Linked DNA regions of Homo sapiens: region 2 is linked to region 1. A link is a contact called in ENCODE Hi-C data. All regions are on one chromosome and are shown on one strand. Each heading gives the region's core, a stretch centred on a gene start or an enhancer-like site at or near the end of the contact. The rest is flanking DNA. Distances are from core to core; before and after follow the strand shown. Region 1 overlaps LINC00870 (long intergenic non-protein coding RNA 870). Region 2 overlaps FOXP1 (forkhead box P1).

What was found. Hi-C counts contacts between places; a loop is a spot of excess contacts on that map. Pooled maps may share reads with other maps.
Region 2: a pooled map shows a loop between it and region 1 (11-fold over the local background). The contact joins two enhancer-like sites. A Hi-C loop is called at or near these places in 2 of 37 single-sample maps with no recorded cell type and 3 of 50 pooled maps.

What each region holds. Positions count from the first base shown.
Region 1 is chr3:72,162,871-72,167,565 of GRCh38, reverse strand. All of the region lies in intron 2 of LINC00870 (long intergenic non-protein coding RNA 870), which reads right to left. Among named protein-coding and RNA genes, the nearest start is that of LINC00870, 14 kb to the right of the region's middle. RefSeq lists enhancers at 2,763-2,872, 3,383-3,652, 4,653-4,695. Within about 2 kb of position 3,430, at least 4 of the 41 ENCODE cell types and tissues checked have a DNase peak (open chromatin) inside an H3K27ac peak, as active enhancers do.
Region 2 is chr3:71,391,109-71,395,218 of GRCh38, reverse strand. All of the region lies in intron 3 of FOXP1 (forkhead box P1), which reads left to right. Among named protein-coding and RNA genes, the nearest start is that of FOXP1-AS1, 100 kb to the right of the region's middle. RefSeq lists an enhancer at 2,887-2,966. Within about 2 kb of position 2,743, at least 4 of the 41 ENCODE cell types and tissues checked have a DNase peak (open chromatin) inside an H3K27ac peak, as active enhancers do.

The DNA of each region.
Region 1 (4,695 bases), core at 2,181-4,680:
AGAGTGTGCAGGTGAACAGCTAATCTTCTCTGGTCTTTCAGTTTTTTGGGGGGTGCTAGAAGGCCTGTGCAAAAACACAACAGGTACACCAAGACCACAGATTACTTATGGTGAGAAAGATTCATGGCTACATAAATCACCTACCCAAATTTATGTTGCAATTTTTCCTAAGCAAAGCCCTATATACCACTTTAGTCCTTAAAACCTACTCAAGGTATATTTATTCACAGACATCTTGGGACTTCCATACTTTTGGTTACTACGAAACATGCGGGCTCTAGAGTCAGAGTGTCTGAGTTCAAAACTGGCTGGATCACCTAAGTAGCTGTGTATCCTTGGGCAAGCAGTTTAACCTCTCTGTGCCTTCATCTGCAGATTGGGGTACATGTACCTACCTCACACAGGTTCTTTTGTAAAGAGTAAATGGAAATGAGTTGATGCTTGCAAACTGCTTAGCACAATTTCTGGGCATACTCTAAGTACTAAAAAGGTAGCATTATTTATATTATTAGATATTATATTTGAACAGATATCCTTGATACCGTTTTAAGTGAAAAAGTGAGATTTTTCCAAGAAATAGTTTGAATGGATGTTCTCACACTTTGGCCTCAGAACCCTATACCTTTAAAACTACATGAGCCCAAAGAATGTTTTTAAAAATATGTATTTAAAATATTTATTAACTCATTAGAATAACAATAATAAACCCCTTATATGTTAACATGTGTATCATATTTTTATGAAAAATAACTATATTTTCTTAAAAGTTAGTAAAATAAAGTTGTATTGTTTTTACATTTTTGCCAATCTAATCTTTTCTTTTTTCTTCTTTTTGAGGCAAGGTCTTGCTCTGTCACCCAGGCTGGAGTACACTGGCACGATCACGGCTTACTGCAGCCTCGATCTCCTGGGCTCAAGCGATCATCCTCCTGCCTCAGCCTCCCAAGTATTTGGGACTACAGGTGCACACCACACAATTTTTTTTTTTTTTTTTTTTTTTTTTTAGCAGAGACAAGGACTCACTATGTTGCCCAGGCTGTTCTTGAACTCCTGGGCTCAAGTAATCCTCCCACCTCAGCCTCCCAAGGTGGTGTTGGGATTACAGGCTTGAGTCACCATGCCTGGCCTCAGCTTCTGTCTTAATTGAAGACAGCCAGATTCCCATATATGTTCTTCATTCAATCTATTGGGATGCGTTGTTTTGGTTAAAATGTATTTAAAAATTCAGCTTCACACAGTTGGAAACGAAAGGACGATTTTAATACCCTCTTCAGATAACTGTGGCTATTCCTTTGTGATACTATACCAAAACTCAACAAGTGGTAGTTTTTGTACTGGTTAGATGCAACATGAAATCTGAAAACCTATCAGTGAGCTTTTATATTTTATCATATTAAAATCAATCTGTCTATGTTGTGTTTTAAATGGACCTTTTACCCATGTGTGATTCTATAACATTATATCAACTATTTGGAAAATATTGGTTCACAGAGTTCTGCAGATCTACCAAATGTTGACACATTTTGTTACATAATATCAAAAGGTCGCATGTGTTCATATCCACACTGATCTTATCAGAAGAGTCTTCAAACATGGGGAAGCTGTCAAGCACATAGTGGAGGATATAAGTTTTCCAGAAATTCTGTTTTTTGATGGCAAGCTAAAATTTTTTCATTGGCAGCAATGAGAAGGCATGAGATTGCTACCTAGCCTTAGTCTCACATAAACTCAAAGCTTCCCTCCCCAACTTCTCTCTTCTTCAGTCTTTGCCATGCACCAGAGGTCCTGTCTTTCAGCAATGCTCTTCTGCAAGTGAGGTAATATTGTATTAGCTTTTGTGTGTCACTGATTTTTTTTTCTTTTACCTTTTTCTGTATAGTCTGGATAAGCCTATTGTTTCTGCATCTAACCCTGCTAGCTTCAAATTACTTTCTCCTCCTCCCTGTGGAATGGTGGATTGGTTCCCATGAGCAGTCAAAGACAAGACAGGGAACAGTATGAGGCCACCTACTGAATAGTTCTTGAATCAGTCACCTTCCCCCACTCCTAGCCACCACAACTTAGCCAGAAGCCACCATTTTCTTTGGCTGGGATTTTGGCAACAGGCTCATAACAGGTCTGCAGGCCTTGAGTCTGGAGGCCTCGCCTAGTCCATTCCCTTCTGGCAAGCCAGAGAGCAAATCTGCAGCAGTCCTGCCCCGATACCTACTGCAACCTGGGAGAAGAGCACAAAGGAGGGTGCAAGGCCCATCTCCAGCCCCACGCATGTGGACCCCACAGACTGCAAGTCCAAGAGTTGCCCACCCCTCCTGTACACACACGGTTGCCTCTCAGATTGGCCTGCTGGACAAAAGCTGTAGCAGCCTCCCTGGAGAAGGAAGAGGGACAAGAGAAAGAGGTGTGCACAGACCCTAAAGGTAGGCTCAGGATGTTTGGAGCAGGAGTTCCAAGTATGTAAAGCATGATGCATAAAGAAGTGGATGTAGGTTCCAGGTGGCGAATCCTTAGGTATCACCACTCCTCAACCAGGTTGTCGGGGAGGCAGTGGGCTCCAGGGTAGAGCCCTATAAATCACACCCTAAGCAAGAACCTCAGGTGCCCGTGTCTAAAGGTGTAACAGTGTGCAAATGTAACCTACATGACCCTTCATCATTCACAGGATCAAGTGCCCACGCCTTGGTCTACCAGGCCTCTCCCAGTCTGGCTCCTGCCTACCTGTCTTTCTTGCCCTTGACTGTGTCTGGCTCTCGTCCCTAGGTGCCCCATGCTGTCTCACTGCAGGGACTTTACAGCACGTGACCTCCTCTGGGCCTTGCCCTGGATGACATCTCATCTTTGCTGTGCTCTGCTCAGAGATCATTCTTCCCTGGCACCCCAGTCCGCCAGCTCTAGACTTAAGTCTGGGTTGGCTTCTAGTCTTTGGCCTTCACAGCTTTCATATCCTCTCTGTCCTCCACCACAACAAAGCATGACAGCTATCATTAGGCAGTGCTCACTATTTACAGCTAAGGGCACTGAGTGCTTCCAGTAACTCTATGACATGCATGCTGTGTTTATGCCCATTTTACAGGTGAGGGAACTGAGATGAAGCATCGTAACTAATTTGGCCACAGGGCCAGCTAATAAGAGAGTCAGGCTCCAAGTTTAGACACCAAGCTTTTAACCACTGTGCCAGTGATTTTCGGTCCTTAAACTTTTGAGTACAACAGAATCACTGGTGTGCACACGATTGATGTGCAGCAGAGGGGAGAGAGTAAGTTTATTAAAGTACAGACTCCTGGGCCCCACCAATCCAGAGATTCTGATTCTATAGGTCAAAGGTGGGGCCCAGAAAGCTGCATTTTTATAAGCTCCCCAGGGGATTCAGATGCAGGTATTAGGGGGAACCACACTTGGAGAATCACACACTTTCCTGCCTAACCGCAAGTCCTAAACTGCAACCCGCTAAATATAATTAGGTCTTCTGGGCTCAGCAGGGCCCCTGAGAAGGAGGAAGAAGATACTGCGTGCATCTAGCAAGTTCTCCACACCACCTGTGGTGGTGGTTGGAGTGGGGAGGGCCTTTCCCTGGGGGGAAGATACACACCCTGGTTGCATCATATAGACACAACACCAGAGCCATAATCTGGGGTGTCCAGAAGCCAGCACACCCTCCACATTCTGTGTTCAGCTCCGGCTTGGCCACAATTACCTGGAACCTGGTCTGTCTGCCCCTGCCCCACCCCTCTGGCTGCTGCTAGTTAACTGGAAGCTGTGGCCACAGGGCGTATGGGCTGAGAACATAATTAGGGAGCCCATTCCCAGCCGAACAGCCGGAGGACTTTTGTACCTTGTCCATCTCTTCTCTGAGACTTGTCAAGACACTCAGTGGTTGGTCAGCAGCCCTGACTTGGGTACCATAAAGCAGGGAGGATGGGGGGCAGCAAAGAGGACTGTGTGGTGACCTCACTGGGTGGTCTCCTTCAAGCCTTTCCAGCTCTGCCAGCAAGAACAAAGTGACAAGGCCTCTTCTTAGAAGGAGGAAAGAGATGTGTCCTCAACTCAGGGGACAGCCAGGGCGATCTGAGACACTGGGCCTTTCTTTCACCTCATTGTTTCCTCTGTCATAATTTTCAATTTTCCCCTGCCTTTCTTTCTTTCTTCTTTTTTTTTTTTTTTTTTTTTTTAGATGGAGTCTCGCTCTGTTGCCCAGGCTGGAGTGCAGTAGCGTGATCTTGGCTCACTGCAACCTCTGCCTCCCGGGTTCAAACTATTCTCCTGAGTCAGTCTCCCCACTAGCTGGGATTACAGGCATGTACCACCACACCCAGCTAATTTTTGTATTTTTAGTAGAGATGGGGGTTTCACCACGCTGGCCAGGCTGGTCTCGAACTCCTGACCTCAAGTGATCTGCCCATCTCGCCTCCCAAAGTGCTGGGATTACAGGTGTGAGCTACCGCGCCTGGCCTCCCCTGGATTTCTATTCCTTTCTTAATCATCTTCTCTGTCCCTGTCCACTTTACCTTTTGAGAGAGATTATTCCCAGAGTCCCCAGTGAGTCATCTGTAGCCAGGTTGTGACCCCCTGACCAAGCAGGGCCAATGGGATTTCCCTCCCAGTGACCTGGCCTTAGGGCTCAGACTTACAAATCAAGTCGCTTCGTGGACTAAACCTTTAAGGTGCATAGACTTGGGCTGGAGCTGCCTGTGCTGGGGT
Region 2 (4,110 bases), core at 1,494-3,993, 770 kb after region 1:
TTCAGTCATGAGCCAAATAATAGAATCAGTGAAACAGTCTCCAGATATTAACTAGGGGGAAGTAGATGGTTTTGTCTGGATTATCCAGTTCAATTTTTTTTTTTTTTTTTTTTTTTTTGTGACGGGGTTTCACTCTTGTTGCCCAGGCTGGAGTGCAGTGGCGCGATCTTGGCTCACCGCAACCTCTGCCTCCTGGGTTCAAGCAATTCTCCTGCCTCAGCCTCCCAAGTAGCTGGGATTACAGGCATGCTCCACCACATCCGGTTAATTTTGTATTTTTAGTAGAGACGAGGTTTCTCCATGTTGGTCAGGCTGGTCTCGAACTCCCGACCTCAGGTGATCTGCCCGTCTCGGCCTCCCAAAGTGCTGGGATTACAGGCGTTAGCCACCGCGCCCAGCCTCCAGTTCAATTCTTTCGTTAAGAGCCATAATAGTGAAAGGAGCACTGGAATTGGAGTCCCCAAACAAATCCCAGCAGTTTTGGGACGAGCCATTTAGTTTTTCCAGAGTCATCCATCTGTAAGACTGACACTACCTTTGACACAAGGGTCGGTATAATGATGAAATGGCAGCTACCTGACAAATGCAAAGTCATATACAAAATACAAAGTTGCTATTATTGATGACCCTTCAATTTGATCATCTTATCTATTAAAATGTCTATTTTTAAAACTATAAAAATGCATCTTTGATCCATTGAAGAGACTTTATATCTTACCGGGAGAAACCTAGCAGACAAATTCATGGTGGGTATAGTTACCTTTTTCCCTCATTGGTTCCTAGGCATTGCTTCACACTCACAGATAACCTGTTTGACCTTTTCTTCTAAGGTCTGGGATGTATTTAAGAACAAATGACCACTGCCTATGGAATTCTTTCTTCTAGATTTTTTGTCCAATAGCTGAATTGGATTTGAAATAGGGGAGGCTTAAAAAGGAGAGTTGACTGTTGGTTTTAAAAACGTATCTCTAAAGAGGACTCATCATTGTTCTGAGAAAACAAAAATCCGGGACTTCTAAAAATAACTGCTGATTGCCTTGGAGTTGGGCTGGTGCATATGAACAATTTACATTCTGCTCTTTGGGAGCTGGTGACTCTTCTGGAAATTGGGGCTCTTTTAGTGGACATTGTTGATGCAGGCATAGTTGGCTTTTGTTTCCATGTGCTTCTCAGAAACTCTTGCTCTGCTCCGCAGACATTTGTATGTGTCAAAGAAGTATATGGGGCTGAGTGCAGTGGCTCATGCCTGTAACCCCAACACTTTGGGAGGCCGAGGCTGGAGGATCACTTGAGCCCAGGAGTTCAACACCAGCCTGGGCAACACAGTGAGATCCCATCTCTACAAAAAATTTAAAAAATGAAAAAGAATCAGATGGGATGAGAGAGTCCATAGGTCAGGTTCTCCAAGAGTAGTTTTCAGGAGCCATGTAAGTGGCCCTAGAGATTCTGAACTTTAAAATGTTAAAACTGCTTTGATTTCACAGACACCCTTTCAAAAGATTATCTCAGATTACTGGAAGACTTTCTTGTTAAGTTTAGAGAATTTTGCATTTTGCTTAGAAATCATTTTCAAGTTTTATTAGAACATTTACTAGCAATGGTGCTAATTATTTTAAATATGACCCTGGAAATGGGCTATGTCAGCTTGAAAAGACTATTTTTAACGGAATTTGGTTTTAAAGGCAGGTTTTATAGACATTATAGTAATACCGTTGTTATCTAATTAGCATCCACTGCGTAAATGTACATGATATTAGAGAGGCAAGTATACATAAAATTATAAATTGTGACATTTTATGAGTTTTTTTTTTATTATGAGTCTTCTATAGTCATCATTACTTAACAGTGTGAAATGTGGTCTTAGACATTACATCATGTAAAGACCAGGAGACAAAAAAAAACTGAGGATCAATTTTTGATTATAATAAAGTTTTAGTATGAGGCATTTCTGAATATGTGTCATGAATATGAGTCATGATTTTCACACCAAACCTGACCTATTATGATTATGCTTCAACTTCATGGGGTTTTCAGTATTTAAATTCTAAACCCAATTCTAAGGTTTCAAAATGATTCACATTCAAACCTACTTTTATGTTTTATAATTAAATAAGAAAATATTGCTTATACCTACATTTTTATTATTCTTGGGCATATTATAATTATTTCTTTAATTTCACCAATAAAATAGCCCATTTCTTCATTAGTAAATTATCAGGCTATCTCAATAAAAAAATTAGTTTGAATGTGGCTTGCCATCTCAAAGAGTCATTTCAGTTTGGAATTTTCTCACTTTTTTCATTTGTTCTTTTTGTAAAATGTGAAGATACTTTCTAGGTAAATTAATCCCTTCCAAACGGTAAAATAACTTTCTTCTTGGAAAGAGTTATTACAGTCTTATTCTTTACAATCTTAAATACCACTTAGGTTAGCGTGAACAATACATGAAAAAAATTACACTAGTTAAAAAAAGAATGATTGCGACCTAGGCCAAGTGCATTGCAATTATATGTTCATGGAAAAGTGAGCTTTCTACTGGGAAGAGCACGATATAGATGCCCATGAAATTTCCAAAGTTTAAGTATTTTTGTAAATTAGGTTGTTCCTAGTTAAACAGGTGGCTTTAAAGGCTGGTTTCACTGTTGTTTTAATCATAGTTTAGTTACCATGGAGAAATATGCAAGTTAGCATTTATACACAGAAGTGAAATTTATGCTGCATAGATAATAGCCTAAATTTAGCTTGACTTAAGTTTACCACTTCCTTTTTTTTAAACAAAAAGAATAGTAATATATCACATATATCCATTAACAAGTTAATTTCTTTAAACGCGACTGTTATATTTTTAGAGAATTTCTTTTCTTAAGCCTCAGACACCTCTGTCACTGTGACCTCTTCCAGTGCTGAGTATAATGTAACATATTACATCAGATTTGCTCTAATTGTTTCACCCTTAGGTTTAATAAAACACTTTGCTGAGTTTAAAATCAGTTATGTGGTGAAAAAGTAATGTTTGGACACATTGCATCTAGTTGAGTTTTATAAAGGACTATTATTTTCTACTGAAAATCTTTAGGAAATGTGCCATGCTGATAGGACCAATCTGATATCATAACCCAACGATAATTTTGATTAGATATGTTTTCTAAAGAAAATTCAGAGACAGGTCTATTTCTAATGAACTGTTTTGATCTTAATGCCTTCTTCACTGAGTAATAGATTTTTCACTCTGAATTAAGATGTTCGTCTGTGTGGAATCCAGCATCCGTGAGCTGTCTTTCCTGCTTTACCCTGTACCCCTGAACGAAGGCTAAGTTTTCAAGGACAAATGTAGTAAAAGTGTCCTGATCCAACATGAGGTCCCCCAGCACAGAGAGAGAGCAGCAGATCCCTTTCAACACCAGCTGTTCTCACAGATATAGATTGCTGCAGTGAAATTTTCTTAATATAATTCAGGAAGCTCTAGAGAATTCTCCAAAACAACTGTGCCAACAAGGAAAATGTTGAATTTTTCATCAGCTGCCCAATGCTGAGAGTTAGTGGGCAATCCGTTCATTCATGACCAGATGTTCAGTGTAGTAACGCTCCGCAGTTAACTTGAACCTTGTGGCCTGTTTACCATTGGCTGCAAGGACATTGGCAGCAACCTGGCATTGGAGAATTGAGGCCCGCACAAGCGAAAGACCGAAGTGTGTGTCTGTGGCTTCCTGGTTTTCACCAGCGACCAGACAAGGTAGGGAATGATGAAAGAAAGGAAAGACATCACATCAATCATTTTGGAGGTGGGAGAATTTGCTATATGATTGTGTCTTGGGGGAACAGTAGGCAAATTCTTAAACTCATTTTTATTTGGAAAGAAAGGCAGTCTTTGTTTATTTAGTTAGGCAGATTTTTCAACCTATGTCTAAACCATGAAACTTTTTGTAGTGGGGGCAAGTAGGCATGGGTGGTTAAGACAGTAAGAAAAAGATTTCTAAATTTAAACTGGAGGAAGTCAATAAAATTGACTCTTAATATTGAAACCTGACAAAGTCCAATCTAGAATTGGAAATATGTGATATTTTTGTTTTAGGTGAGTGTTATTATTACAAGTGGAGAATACTTAGATCT